Linked DNA regions of Homo sapiens: all the other regions are linked to region 1. Evidence: chromatin contacts called from ENCODE Hi-C or POLR2A ChIA-PET data. All regions are on one chromosome and are shown on one strand. The core of a region is the stretch at or near the end of the contact, and the rest is flanking DNA. Distances in the headings are between cores, read along the strand shown. Region 1 holds the start of RASGRP3 (RAS guanyl releasing protein 3). Region 2 holds the start of SPAST (spastin). Region 3 holds the start of YIPF4 (Yip1 domain family member 4). Region 4 holds the start of BIRC6 (baculoviral IAP repeat containing 6). Region 5 holds the start of SLC30A6-DT (SLC30A6 divergent transcript).

Region 1 (2,700 bases), core at 1-2,500:
AGACAAAGCCTAAATATAAAAGATTACTCACACAGGCTCTTACACTGAGTAAGATATTATGTGTTAAAAATCAGGGTTAATAGTTTAACAGGCACATTATGGTTCAGAAATCCCCTGGGGGACTTCAACCATCTTTTCTGGATGTTCACTTTGCCAAATAGGCTGCCTCTATGTCATATCTCTACCTGAAGGGCAGGCTCAGACACTGATTCGGGGAAGTGTCACCCTTACTATACCAAGAAGTCAGACATCCAAGGTCAGACACTACGTAAAGTCAGATACTTCAAGGGCTTTCCTTGGAAGGGAGGATGAAAAGGGAAGGGTGGGAACATCAGCTCAGGTGAGACATATGAATTCAACAAAACATCAGGGATGGTTTGCCACGTTTGCGAGCAGCACAGAAAACGGCAGTTTGCTCCAAGTTCCCAGCACACCAAAGGGGGCAGTAGTGCGTCTGTAAAGCGCGTTGTCAACTTGGTGATAATTTCTGTTTGCATTCACACTCGCCGGCTGATAATCTCAGCTGCTCGATGCAATTCAACAGATAACAATGCGGAAGTTTGGTCTAAAGCTACCTGAAATCACTTCCAAGAGCTCTTCAGATAAAGCTGCCTTTGATAGTCTTCATTAACCCCTCCCATATTTGCCCCTCAGCGTCCCTTGGCTTAGCAGCCCCGGCCTTTGAAGTCCAACCTAAGCATTCTTAGATGGTGAGTGAGGGTCTGCCTTCCCCAGCACCAGCCACCTAGTCAGGCTTGTGGCTCGTCTAACAAACTGGAGCCTGAGATTCTGAGAAAACGAAACCAAACAGTTGTACTCCGGGGTTAACACAGAGCAACTTCCACCTGCTGTGCGAGTTGGTGATCCTCTCTCTTGCCGTTCGAGAGCCCCAGTGAAACTTGAGTGAGATGAGAGAGCATGGAGCCTGCCAGTCTCCCCCTCTGCGCACACACACACGCAAACACATTTAACTTTCCACTTGCAGTGACCTGCCCTTCAGTGTGACTTATCAGCTGTTTGGCTTTTGTCACTAAAGGAAAACAAATTGTGGAATATCCCGCTCTGCATGCTCATGAGATGGCTGAGCCAACTCAGGGGTTATGAGGTGGTTTGCGAGTGAGGAGAAGAATGATCTTCAGTTTCTGACCTCCTGGCACGGTGGCGGGCGGTATTTATCAGGAGGTACATGTGACTGGTTAAGACTCAGAGCCCCAGCTTGAAGGAAACAGCTGCTCTCGGCGTGCTCCGGCACTTGGCAGCTGGACAGGCAGAGTGCTGATGTGAAAAATACCACGACAAAACCACCCTAGTAAGTAACTGGAGAACTTTCCTCTCTCTCTCTCTCTTTCATTCCCTCTCCGTGTGTGTGTGTGTGTGTGTGTGTGTGTGTGTGTGTGTTGCAAGCCACCAACAACTTTTGATTTTGATTTTGGTTTCCCTCTGGCACGATAGAAGGAGATATTTTATTTGTACCTGTTAACAGCCATTGGTGTTTTCACAGCCCTTTTTTAGAACCTGTTATTTTCGGCAACGTGTCTTGTAACTTTGAGGATGAATGGGGCATATGGCTTCATTCCTGTCTAGGAAACAGAAAGTTTGTTTCCCAGTGTTCAAGATTTTTCTAGTCCATGGTGTTTAGGTTCAAAGTCAAGTTCAGGTTATGAAGTAGAGACTTCATTGAAGTGAGTTGATGACTAGATTTGATTTTAATCTGTTTCTACCACTGAAACCTGAAAACGTAGTTGTTTAAAGTAACTTGTGAATTTATTGTATGGCTGATTTGATTTTTCCTATTCAATTTTTGAGAATATCTCATTTAACTGTGTAGAACTGTCTGCAATATAGAAGACTGACAAAATAATATTTAGATTCACATTAGAAATCATATTTAGATTTCTTGCATGGTTTCCAACTAATTGAAAGCTGTATTTTATAGCGACTTTTTTTCCCCCCAACAAGCTAATTCACCTTCATTACTTTAAAATGTTCAGTTGCCCCTGGTCTTCCTTCACCTTCATTACTTTAAAATGTTCGGTTGCCGCTGGTCTTCCTTATTTTAGTGTTTTCGTGATACTCAGGCTGTTTTTTCCTTGTTTATGACCTGACTGGGAAAGTGCTGCCTGCAGCTGATGATTAACTCTGGGAGGCCTGGCATCCAAATTACGGAGAGAACCGGCTCCTTCTCAGGTTCATTCAGCAGTAATGGTGCTTGCGCTTGGGCGAGCAGCAAAGCAGGCACCATGCTGGAACTGAGCTGTTGTTCGGTGACTTTTGTCCTTCCTTGGTAGTCACCAGACAGAATGCTTCAGAGGAAAGGCAAAAGGGGAAAAGAGAGAGGGCAGAGCTCTAAACTGATGACGTAAAGCTCTGAAAGTGACAGGTCTTTGAATCAGAGGCTGCAGGGAGATAACCAAACAGGTTCCTGTTTCTGGAGATCGCGTGGATCTTGAGGAGGGTGGGCAGAGAGGGGCTGTTTTTATTTGAAGTCTCACCAAATAGTTGTTTTGCTTGTGATAAGCCTAGGACAACCTGGAGTGCGCTTGTTTCCTCGTGTGACAAATGGATTCTCATACAGGCTCAAGCTATACGGTTTTCTTTCGCCCTCTGCCCCCTGCCATGAGGGAACACTGTTCTCTCCCCACCCTTACCATCCTTTGTTGTTTGTGGAGAATGGATTAAAAATGACCCAGGGCACGGCAC
Region 2 (2,748 bases), core at 103-2,602, 1.4 Mb before region 1:
GAGTGAAACCCTGTCCAAAAAATAAAAAAATAAAGCTGTGGCAGAATGTGGAGATTCTTGGAAGCTGGAAGCTCTCATGGGGCATTTGGAAACCTCACATTGTAAATAACGGAGTCTTTTTATCAGTTTGGCTTCCTTAGTTTTAGGAAACAAGAAATAATTATGGCTAACTCAAGTAAAAAGAGAAAGAGAAGAGAAAAAAGACGTGGAGATAGAGAGAGAGGGAGAGAGAGGAAAAGACGAAAGGAAGGAAGGGGGAAAGGAGAGAGGAAGAGAGAAACAGAGAAACAGACTGATTAGTGTATTGGATAGATTACATAACCAAGTGACCAGTCAGGAACCCAGCAGCTCTGGGGGAGCTCAATGTGATGCATTGATAAACCCGCTCTTAAGAGCACTCGTTTCCAGTTACTTTCTATTCGGTGGGTCTCCAGCCAAGATTCCAGGTCCCAGGAGAATCTGACTGACCTAGTGTTTGCTTCCGCCTTTGCGGTCTGGGTTCTGTGCTTGCAGCTCATTAGAATACAGGGAGCAGAGACAAGCAGGTAGTTTCCCAAAGGAAGGGATGCTGAGTAGATTAAAAAAAAAGTGTAGATTCTTCAGTAAACTATGGGATGGTAACTATGCAAAACCTAAGATTTCCCTTATTCAAATAAATTATCTTTCATATTAGACATCTAAATATGCACTAATTTAGTTAAACCCCTGGGTTAGTTGATCTCATCACACTGAGCTAACATTTTTGTTGCTGTTGTTTGCAGTGACCTGAAGTTTCTTATCTTCACAATTGCTTTCCTCTCAAATAATTCCCAGATTTTAAATTTTTATTTTATTTTTTCTGGAGACGGAGTCTCGCTCTGTCGCCCAGGCTGGAGTGCAGTGGCGCGATCTCAGCTCACTTGCAGCCTCTGCCTCCCGAGTTCAAGCGATTCTCCGGCCTTAGCCTTCCAACCAGCTGGGACTACAGGCGCGCGCCCCCACGCCCGGCTAATTTAATTCCCAGATTGATATCCATTGCTTCTGAGATGGGCCAATTATCCTTCGGAGAAGACTTAGGTCGCCTGGCAGAAAAAGATGAAAGAAATCTAAGAAAACGACGACACTGAGAGAGGAGCCTAGCGAACCAGCAGAGCGACCCCAAGCCGCAATTCCCCCTTCCGTGGATCGATTACGAAGGCTTCCTGGCAGGAGCTCTCCAGGGCTGCCGACGTGAGCCGAACTGCACATTGGGAACTGTAGTTGAGTGGGAAAGCCGAGAGGCGGGGGCCGCACACGCGTACAGGGGCCCCGGTCAACAAAGACGCGCCGTGCGCGCGCGCGCCGGAGAAAAACACGGGAAGACGTGCGCGTGCGCGGCCGCCGCTGGGAGCCACCAGGCGGCGGAGAGGACAGCGACAGGAAGGGAGGGGCCCGAGCCACCGACTGCAGGAGGAGAAGGGGTTGTGCTCCTGGCCGAGGAAGGAGAAAGGGGCGGGGCCGGCGGGCAGCGTGCGGCAGTGCGGAGCTCCTGAGACCGGCGGGCACACGGGGGTCTGTGGCCCCCGCCGTAGCAGTGGCTGCCGCCGTCGCTTGGTTCCCGTCGGTCTGCGGGAGGCGGGTTATGGCGGCGGCGGCAGTGAGAGCTGTGAATGAATTCTCCGGGTGGACGAGGGAAGAAGAAAGGCTCCGGCGGCGCCAGCAACCCGGTGCCTCCCAGGCCTCCGCCCCCTTGCCTGGCCCCCGCCCCTCCCGCCGCCGGGCCGGCCCCTCCGCCCGAGTCGCCGCATAAGCGGAACCTGTACTATTTCTCCTACCCGCTGTTTGTAGGCTTCGCGCTGCTGCGTTTGGTCGCCTTCCACCTGGGGCTCCTCTTCGTGTGGCTCTGCCAGCGCTTCTCCCGCGCCCTCATGGCAGCCAAGAGGAGCTCCGGGGCCGCGCCAGCACCTGCCTCGGCCTCGGCCCCGGCGCCGGTGCCGGGCGGCGAGGCCGAGCGCGTCCGAGTCTTCCACAAACAGGCCTTCGAGTACATCTCCATTGCCCTGCGCATCGATGAGGATGAGAAAGGTAACTAGGGGGCTGGGGGAGGGGGCGGCGGCGCCGGGAAGAAGGCGGTGGGGTCGCCGGGGGAGGGCAACACCTGCGTCCCTTTTCTGCGGGAGGGGACGGTGCACCCCCGGAATTGATATGCCCCGGGAGACTGCTTTCCCGTAGGTCGGAGCCTCATCTTCTAGTATTCTTAAAACCTCTCCCCTTTCAGGGCACTGTAGCTGTCGACTTTGTTTCAGACACCAGCCTTCCCCCACACTTCTGCATGACCCAGGTCACTATGAGACACCCAGACGTGTTGATGACAGTGACATTTGTCCTAGAGTGACCACACTGATCCTTTCTAGCACTGTGAAGAGTGTGCAGCTTCCTCTGAACCAAGGTTTCCAAAAGGTTTTGATATTGAAGAAGCAGTGCCGCCTTACTGGCTTTTAATGAAAGCAGAGTATTGTAGTGTCAGAAAAAAAGAACAAATGGTGACAATTTTGAAAGAAATAGCTGCATATGACTGCAGTTGAATTTGCATCATTTTAATCAAGATAATCATTTTATCAGTACAACGATTCCTGAATACTTTTTCAATGAAGTTATATTTAGCATAAAACTTTTCCCCCTGTTGCTTTGATTTTAATTAAAACAGTATTCCAAAGTAGCCTTTAATTTCCAAGTTGAAATGTTTGATGAATGGATTGCGTAAACTTAAACATACCACTTTACAGTAAA
Region 3 (2,716 bases), core at 170-2,669, 1.2 Mb before region 1:
CTCCTATGTCTACTTCTTCCTACACAGACACAGTAACAATCTGATCTCTCTTTCTTTTCCCCACAATCACCCATCAAATTGGCATGTTTTAAAAAATGGTTATATTCGGGCTGGGTGCAGTGGCTCACGCCGGTAATCTCAGCATTTTGGGAGGCCAAGGCAGGCAGACCACAAGGTCAGGAGATCGAGACCATCCTGACTAACATGGTGAAACCCCGTCTCTGCTAAAAATACAAAAAATTACCCAGGCGTGGTGGCAGGCACCTGTAGTCCCAGCTACTCGGGAGGCTGAGGCAGGAGAATCGCTTGAACCCTGGAGGCGGAGGTTGCAGTGAGCCGAGATCGCGCCACTGCACTCCATCCTGTCGACAGAATGAGACTCCGTCTCAAAAATAAATAAATAAATAAATAAATATTAGCCAAACATGGTGGCAGGGGGCTTGTAGTCCCAGCTACTTAGATAGCTGAGTTGGGAGGACTGCCTGAGCCCAGGAGTGTGAGGTTACAAGGAGCTATTACTGCACCACTGCACTCCAGCCTGGGTAACGGAGCGACCTTGTCTCTAAAACAAACAAAACCACTACATTTACTCATCCTTTAAGTACCAACATGTTACCTCCTGTGAGAAAATTTTCCAGAAATACCATTTAACACACTAATAGACATGTCTCTCGATTGCTCTATTGCTGATCAATTGTGTATTTCTCCAAGTTGGCCTCCTAATATACCCCAACCCCTCTTTCTTCAAGTTGGAAGCCACATTTATGTAGCTTGAATATTAAAGTTACGTATGTAAACATTTAAAAGCAGGTGAGTTTGTTAACTTCGGCAAGCTTATCAGTAGACAGGGCCTTCCAGTGAAAAGAGCACTTGACTAGAAATTAGGAGATTTAGGTACTGTCCTAAATCTGTTTCTACCTTACTTTCTCTGGCCTCAGTTTTCTCCCTCATAAAGGAATGTATCTACAGCCCTAGTCTCTGGGTGGCGATTTACGGCTTCTCTGCCTTTTATCTTCATTCTCCGATCCATCCCTCTTCATCTTACAGGTGAGGAAACTGCCATCCAGACATTACATATAACTTAGTCAAGATCCTACACTATTAATTAATGGCTAATGGCAAGGGAATCTTGAGATCCTGTACGGCGGCTGACCCATAAAATCTACCTAGTTCTAAAATTCTTTAACCCACCCACTTAACAAAAACGGAGGTAATAGGTAAACAAAACGCCAGGAAAGATCGCACTTAAAGGAACAAAAGCACCCAAGGAGGAAAAAGAGGCCTGAGATTTCCACGAATTACAAGTGAACTTCCTGTCCTGGGTAAACTTCCGGAATCAACAACAGGAAGACCCAATCAGAATCTTCCTCCGGGAGCCAATGGGAGAGCACATTACAAAGAGCCAATCCCAGCGCCGCTGTCACTGTTATGGTCCTGTCAGGGTGCCGGCGTCGTGGTGCTTGGGTGGTCGCCACCAAGAAGACTTTGGTGGGGTAGTCTCGGGGCAGCTCAGCGGCCCGCTGTGCCCGTTTCTGGCCTCGCTCGCAGCTTGCACGTCGAGACTCGTAGGCCGCACCGTAGGGCGAGCGTGCGGGTCGCCGCCGCGGCCGCCTCGGGGTCTGGGCCCAGCCGCAGCCTCTTCTACCGCGGCCGGTTGGGAGTCGCCGCGAGATGCAGCCTCCGGGCCCGCCCCCGGCCTATGCCCCCACTAACGGGGACTTCACCTTTGTCTCCTCAGCAGACGCGGAAGGTGAGGCTGAGCCCCTGGAAGGGCTATCACCCGGAGGAAGCCAGGGCCCGACGCCGTAGGGTCTTTCTGGTGCCGAGGTGGTCGTGGCCGGGTGGGGACAGGCAGGAAGCTGACTGGTGACTGCAGCCCACCACGCCTGCCGGGCCTTCCGAGAGGCCCCGAAGGACGGAGGGAGGGGTGTAGGGAGCTGCTTTTTAAAGCATCAAGTTACTCGGTCAGCCCTTGGTTTTCCCCATACCGTCTGGTGGCTGGTTTTTCTGGGTGGCTTAGTCTCTTCAATTGGACCCACAAAATCCTAAGCTTTTAGTTCTGGAATTACTCGCCCTTACTCAGAAAAAGGACAGATTGGCCAAGGGAGATCTCAAAGAATGAGAAAAAGGAAGGAGGGCTGTTTTCTTCTGTTATGTATCAACAGATAATTTTTTGGGGGGGGTCTGGGATCAGATTCGGCACTGCAAATACAAACTAAATGGTTTTTATTGAATTTGATGTCTTGCCCGAGTCCCCGTTTTCCTCGCATTTTGTAATGTTTCACCTCAGTATTCAGAGAAATTGACGCAGGTATATTGGAAGTTTAGTGTAAACCAACAATGTGTTTCCAGTAGCCTCTACAGATTTCCTTGTATTATTCTGAGGAAGCGATTGTGCTGGAGATATTTTCCTACAGCACAGGAGAATGTTTCCCTCCTATTCTCAGTTCCCTATCCAACTCATAACCTGGATATTATTCTGCTAGTCATTTTCAATTTTTTTTTTTTTCTTGAGCTCTGTCGCCCAGGCTGGAGTGCAGTGGCGCGATCTCGGCTCACTGCAAGCTCCGCCTCCCGGGTTCACGCCATTCTCCTGCCTCAGCCTCCCGAGTAGCTGGGGCTACAGGCACCCGCCACCACCCCCGACTAATTTTTTTTGTATTTTTAGTAGAGATGAGGTTTCACCGTGTTAGCCATGATGGTCTCTCGATCTCCT
Region 4 (2,700 bases), core at 14-2,513, 1.1 Mb before region 1:
AGTCAAATCTCTAAGTGTTTCAGATGTAGCCTGATGGCTAATAGTTTAAGATGTAGTTCAGGTAATCCATGAAGATTTCCTGAAGGAAGTTCGCATGAATGTGAGAGGGCAATTAACTTTTATAATTTTTATTGAGCACGTAGTATATACTTGTCAGATGCTCTTCTACACATTTTACAAATGATTCTTAATCCTCACAACAGATCTTTGATTAGGTTTTTAAGGAAAACTAGTTCTTTCCAAAATAACCTAATGATCACAAAACATATAGAACATACAACTCTGCATCTTGACTATGGTGCGTAGGTCTACATGTGATAAAATGACATTGAACTATACACACATCATACAACTATCAAATCCCTCCTTTTGAGATTGTACTAGAATTATGTAATATGCAACCATTGGGGGAAACTGGGTAAAGAGTAAATTGGATCTCTCTGTACTATCTTTGAGTAGTGTTTAGGTATTTTATAAAAATAATGTCCTACAGTTTGGGTTTGTCAAATGGTTTTCTCATAGTTAGATAGGGGTTATGGCTTTTGGAGAGAAAGACCACAGAGGTCTGTAGTATATTTTCAACTGTAATCTATTTCAAAATAAAAAGTTTTAAAAAAATTCTCCAAGGGGGGATGATTAGTAAATTGATTAGTCCTTTCTAGACCTCCAACACACCCCACCACACACTCACACAGACCCACACTCCTATTAATTCCGGTAACTCGGGTTGTTTGGAATGTGGATAGAGAAACTAAGCTTAACTATGCGCTTCCAGCACCTCGTATCTGGTACTTCTGTTCAACAGAAAGCCTTGGGAATGGGGAGGGCAGGCGTGGTAAAAGGTACAGGTTTGGGAAGGTCGCTCGGTTCCTTCCAATCCAAACGAGAGGCTTCTGATTGTTTATTCTCACACCAGAGCCGTGACCGAGACCCAGAGGTCCGCTTCCGGCCACGGCCGAACAGCTGCACCGTGCGTACCGGGAACGGTCAAGGCGCAGCTGGAACCGCTGCAAAAGGCCTCCGGGCGTACCGGACAGGTCGCAAGGGCGGGGGTCCCCACCTAGCGGAAATGCACGGAGGCCAACCCCTCCCCCTGCCCCCGCGAGGAGCGGGGCGGACTCGGCAGCCGCCACTCCCCAGGCTCACAGGAAGAAACTGGGACGCTGCGGACGCGGAACTGGCCAGACCCGCGGCGCGTGGCACGCGCGAGCCCTCCCGCGCATGCTCCACCCGCCGGCCTCCAGCCCGCGCCCCGGGCCCCGCCTCCCTCCCTGCTTCTCCCCCTCTCCCGTCAGCCTCCCTCCGAGTTTGGCCCCTCCGGCCGGGCGATCGACGTTCCGCGTGCGTGCGGGCGCCTGACTTCACTTCCGGCTAACGCGCTCGGCTTGCCCCCTGGCCCCGGATGGTGACTGGTGGTGGTGCTGCACCTCCCGGGACTGTCACTGAGCCGCTTCCCAGTGTGATTGTGCTGAGCGCAGGCCGGAAGATGGCGGCTGCGGCTGCGGCGGCCTCGGGCCCCGGCTGCTCCTCGGCGGCGGGGGCGGGGGCGGCCGGGGTCTCAGAGTGGCTGGTGCTGCGGGACGGCTGCATGCACTGCGACGCCGACGGGCTGCACAGCCTGTCCTACCACCCTGCGCTCAACGCCATCCTGGCCGTCACTAGCCGCGGGACCATCAAAGTCATCGACGGCACCTCGGGGGCCACACTGCAGGCCTCCGCGCTCAGTGGTGAGTCTTCCGCACGCCGGGCGGGCGCGAAGCCGGGGAAAGAAGCCGTCCAGCCCCGGGGCTCGGCCTCGCGACTCGGGGAAGCGAGATGGCGAGAGGGCAGGGCTGGGGGTTCGGGCCCAGCCGTGAAGGGAGGCCCGGAAGCTGATGGAGGGGGACCTTAGGACTTGGCTTTTTCAGCGGCTGCAGTTGGGAGGAAAGACCGGCGAGTCAGGGAGTGGTGGGAGGGGAGTTGCCTTTCGGGCCTGGAGCGTCCGGTCTGGCTTGGTCCTCCGCGAGAGGTGAGGAGACCTTGGAGCTTGGCACCGGAGGAAGCGAGGCCCGGGTAGGCCCTGGAGAGGCTGTCGGTCCTGCGTCCGGTTAGATGAGAGCGAAAGGCTGGAAGGGTTGACCCCGGGCGGAGAGGCTGGTGGCCGGAGGCGAGGGGCGGGGAGCGTCTGAGCCGGCAACCAAGCCCTCCCTTGTGGGAGAGGAGCCGGCAGTCTGCTGTTCTCAGGTCCCGCAGTGCGGGGGACAGACCGCGGGCTGTGCGCCCAGCGTGGGGGTGGGGGTGGGGTGGGGGTGGGGTGGGTCGTGGTGGGGGTGGGGAGGGAAGTAGGCGGGCCAGCTGCCTGAACTGCTTGGTCGACGACTGTAGGACTCTGCGGACGCCGAAGACGACTAGACCTGGTCCCCTTGCTCGGGGCTTCCAACTTCTACGCCCCAGTGACGAGAAAGTCAGGACCTGTGGTGTATGAAATAGATTCCTTTGGGTTTGTAACTTCAGGCTGTCTCTACTTGTTTTCCCACAGCGAGCCGAAAATTAGGATTTGAAGGTGTGTCTGAGTCTCACCATTGGAGGAGAGCACTTCTGGGTGGCGTAAACCTTGGTCCAGGGACGGGACTTTCAGATGCGTGAGGTGTATGCTCAGTGGACGGACTGGAGTGGTTTTGGAATGGCCCTGGCTGAGTTAGATTTGGCGGAGATGACATT
Region 5 (2,700 bases), core at 201-2,700, 1.3 Mb before region 1:
TTTATTTTTTTGAGATGAAGTGTTGCACTGTTGCCCAGGCTGGAGAGCAGGGGCACGATCTCGCCTCACTGCAACCTCTGCCTCCCGGGTTCAAGCAATTCTCCTGCCTCAGCCTTCTTAGCAGCTGGGATTACAGGCACCCGCCACTACGCCCAGCTAATTTTTTTTATCTTTAGTACAGACAGGGTTTCACCATGTTGGCCAGGCTGGTCTCAAACTCCTGACCTCGTGATTCGCCCGCCTAGGCCTCCCAAAGTGCTGGGATTACAGACGTGAGCACCACACCTACTCAGTTGTTCTGTATACCATTACATGTTCAGCAACCCTAATCCAACCATCTGAAATTAAAATGCTCCAAAATCAAAACTTTTTGATCATCAACACGATGCCACAGTGGAAAATTCCACACCTGACCGCATGTAAAAAGCTGTAGTCAAAATTTTGTTTGATACACACACAATTTTTAAAATTGCATAAAATTACCCTGAGGCTATGTGCATAAGGTGTATACGAAACATAAATGAATTTCAAGTTTAGCCTCTGGCCCCATCCCCAAGATAAAGAGCCACAATCTGAAACAGTTCTGGTCTTAAGCATTTGGGATGAAGGATACTCAACCTATACCCAGTTTTCTACACGACACTACTTATGAATATCTTTTAAAAATTTCTTTATCCCTACTTGTTTTCTGTCTTCCCTACCAGAATATAATTTTCACGAGACCAGTATCTGACAAACACACGTGCTACATATTCAATCTTTATCGAATGAATTTAATATTTTCCAAGTTTTCTATAATTAACATTACTTCTATATTATTAATTTTATAGAGAATCCAAATAGCATTTTATTAAGTAGACCATTAGTCGGTCCGAGTTCAAATTCTGCTACTACAGCAAACTATATGTAGGACTCAAGGCAAGTTTCTTTTTTTTGAGACGGAGTCTCGCGCTGTCGCCCAGGCTGGAGTGTAGTGGCGCGATCTCGGCTCACTGCAACCTCCGCCTCCTAGGTTCAAGCGATTCTCCTGCCTCAGCCTCCAGAGTAGCTGGGATTACAGGCGCGTGCCACTACGCCCGGCTAATTTTTGCATTTTTAGTAGAGCCGGGGTTTCACCATGTTGGCCAGGCTGGTCTCGAACTCCTGACCTCAAGTGATCCGCCTGCCTCGCCGCCGAAAGTGCTGGGATTACAGGAGTGAACCACCACGCCTGGCGGAGGCAAGTTTCTTAATCTTCTTTCCTCACTTGTAAAACTGGAATACTGTCCATTTTCATAAGGTTAAATCATACAACACAGGTAAAAGCGCTTCAGCACGCAACGAAATTTTTCTAACGTAACGAAAAACTCCTCGTTGCTCCTTGCCTTGCCCTTAACCTCAACGCTTCAGGTCCCGACCAATCTCTCGGAGAGCTCAGAGGGAGCCGCTCTAGCCGCCTTCCGCCACGGAGTGCAGGGACAGCCGGGAAGGGGACGGAAGCCGGAGGCCAGAGCACGCACTTCCTCCCACGCTTTCCTCACAGCCAATCGCCCACTGGTGCCCCACCCCTTCCGTTCTGGGAAAACTCGAGCACCCAGAACGGCTTCCGGCGGGAGCTGTGCAGCTCCTTATCATGGTGAGTTGGCTGTTGGGGTGAGGGTTTCGGCTGTAGCTGATTCGGTTTATCTTATTTGGTCCCGAAGCGACCTTGAAATCCCTCAGCCACCCAGAGGAGGGGTCATTGGAGTTGAAGTCGGGCCCCTTGGCAGGAGCGGCTGTCTCCCAAAATGTTCCCCTTCAGAGTTCTGGTCCCTTTCGGTCCCTCACCTGTTCCGCAGGCGCTCACGATCTAGGCCCCGCTGCAGGCAGAGCTTTCAGCTCCTGGCGAGTTTCTGACTTCCCTCTGCCGAGATTTCTTTAAGGTAATAAAAGTTTTTGCCAGCGTCAACAACTAGGCCACCAACAAAAGATCTGAAAACAAGTCCACAGCAACAACTGTAATAGTGATTCTTAGAGCAGTGGCGATAACGCCAGCGGAAAAAAAAAAAAAAGGTTAGTAATAGGGTTTTAGGGCAGACGTCTCACTCTGCAACTTGGCTTTACTAAATATTAAGTAGCCTGATTACGGCAGCAAATTTCATAAGCGCAGTAACTACAGAAAGTCAAGGTGTTGGTAGGACATTTTATTGCTGCTTTATTTCTGGGTTTGTAGAAACTAATGGAAGACCCAGTAGACGTTATGGTTGTTGGGATATGGTGTTTTCTCTCAAATTTGTTAGAATTAGTCATTCTTTGCCTTTAGAGCTCAAATATATAGCTCTGAACTTTAAAGATAAGCAGTTGGTTGGGATTTGAAGTGTCCAAGTGGCGTGTGCCTTTTGAAAATGCATTTATTAGAAAAATTTATGGAGTACTTATTGATAGCCTACGTATGAGAAAGAGACCACATTTCTGTGCCTAAGCTTTTGTCACTGTACTAAGTTTTTTACTTAAGTGGATATGGTCGGGAAAATGCCTCATTCACACACTTTATGTTTTGTAAATTTTCTGTAATCCTTTTGCACACAGAAAATGGGTAAAAGTTTACACTTTTTGGCTAATGATCAAATAGCCTTCAGTTACGCTCTTCTTCAAAACATTCACCATTGTGAAGCCTGTAGCCAGAGTTATATTTCTAAAATTTGACCACATCACTCCCTTACTCAAATTTTCTCCTTTTTT

What was found. Hi-C counts contacts between places; a loop is a spot of excess contacts on that map. ChIA-PET counts read pairs that join two places held with the same protein, here RNA polymerase II (POLR2A). Pooled maps may share reads with other maps.
Region 2: a loop to region 1 is called in a map of B cell, with 9 times the contacts of the local background. The contact joins the promoter of SPAST here to the promoter of RASGRP3 in region 1. A Hi-C loop is called at or near these places in 1 of 168 maps with a recorded cell type or tissue (B cell), 1 of 37 single-sample maps with no recorded cell type and 9 of 50 pooled maps. POLR2A ChIA-PET finds 5 or more read pairs at or near these places in 1 of 52 experiments (activated B cell).
Region 3: a map of CD8-positive, alpha-beta T cell shows a loop between it and region 1 (7-fold over the local background). The contact joins the promoter of YIPF4 here to the promoter of RASGRP3 in region 1. A Hi-C loop is called at or near these places in 3 of 168 maps with a recorded cell type or tissue (CD4-positive, alpha-beta memory T cell and CD8-positive, alpha-beta T cell) and 9 of 50 pooled maps. POLR2A ChIA-PET finds 5 or more read pairs at or near these places in 1 of 52 experiments (HEK293).
Region 4: a map of B cell shows a loop between it and region 1 (7-fold over the local background). The contact joins the promoter of BIRC6 here to the promoter of RASGRP3 in region 1. A Hi-C loop is called at or near these places in 1 of 168 maps with a recorded cell type or tissue (B cell), 11 of 37 single-sample maps with no recorded cell type and 11 of 50 pooled maps.
Region 5: a loop to region 1 is called in a map of CD8-positive, alpha-beta T cell, with 6 times the contacts of the local background. The contact joins the promoter of SLC30A6-DT here to the promoter of RASGRP3 in region 1. A Hi-C loop is called at or near these places in 2 of 168 maps with a recorded cell type or tissue (CD8-positive, alpha-beta T cell and naive thymus-derived CD4-positive, alpha-beta T cell), 2 of 37 single-sample maps with no recorded cell type and 12 of 50 pooled maps. POLR2A ChIA-PET finds 5 or more read pairs at or near these places in 1 of 52 experiments (CD4-positive, alpha-beta memory T cell).

What each region holds. Positions count from the first base shown.
Region 1 is chr2:33,475,399-33,478,098 of GRCh38, forward strand. RASGRP3 (RAS guanyl releasing protein 3) reads left to right here and starts at 1,251. Exons shown (of 18, transcript NM_001139488.2): 1 at 1,251-1,309. RefSeq lists an enhancer at 587-906.
Region 2 is chr2:32,062,204-32,064,951 of GRCh38, forward strand. SPAST (spastin) reads left to right here and starts at 1,353. Exons shown (of 17, transcript NM_014946.4): 1 at 1,353-2,043. The coding sequence starts at 1,629. RefSeq lists enhancers at 1,147-1,216, 1,265-2,065 and silencers at 1,437-1,576, 1,637-2,056, 2,087-2,216.
Region 3 is chr2:32,276,485-32,279,200 of GRCh38, forward strand. YIPF4 (Yip1 domain family member 4) reads left to right here and starts at 1,420. Exons shown (of 6, transcript NM_032312.4): 1 at 1,420-1,750. The coding sequence starts at 1,672. RefSeq lists an enhancer at 535-1,280 and a silencer at 1,518-1,627.
Region 4 is chr2:32,355,760-32,358,459 of GRCh38, forward strand. BIRC6 (baculoviral IAP repeat containing 6) reads left to right here and starts at 1,264. Exons shown (of 74, transcript NM_016252.4): 1 at 1,264-1,727. The coding sequence starts at 1,403. RefSeq lists enhancers at 935-1,447, 1,962-2,474 and silencers at 951-1,320, 1,481-1,710.
Region 5 is chr2:32,164,289-32,166,988 of GRCh38, forward strand. SLC30A6-DT (SLC30A6 divergent transcript) reads right to left here and starts at 1,451. Exons shown (of 1, transcript NR_185886.1): 1 at 753-1,451. It overlaps SLC30A6 (solute carrier family 30 member 6), which reads left to right and starts at 1,576. Exons shown (of 14, transcript NM_017964.5): 1 at 1,576-1,615. The coding sequence starts at 1,613.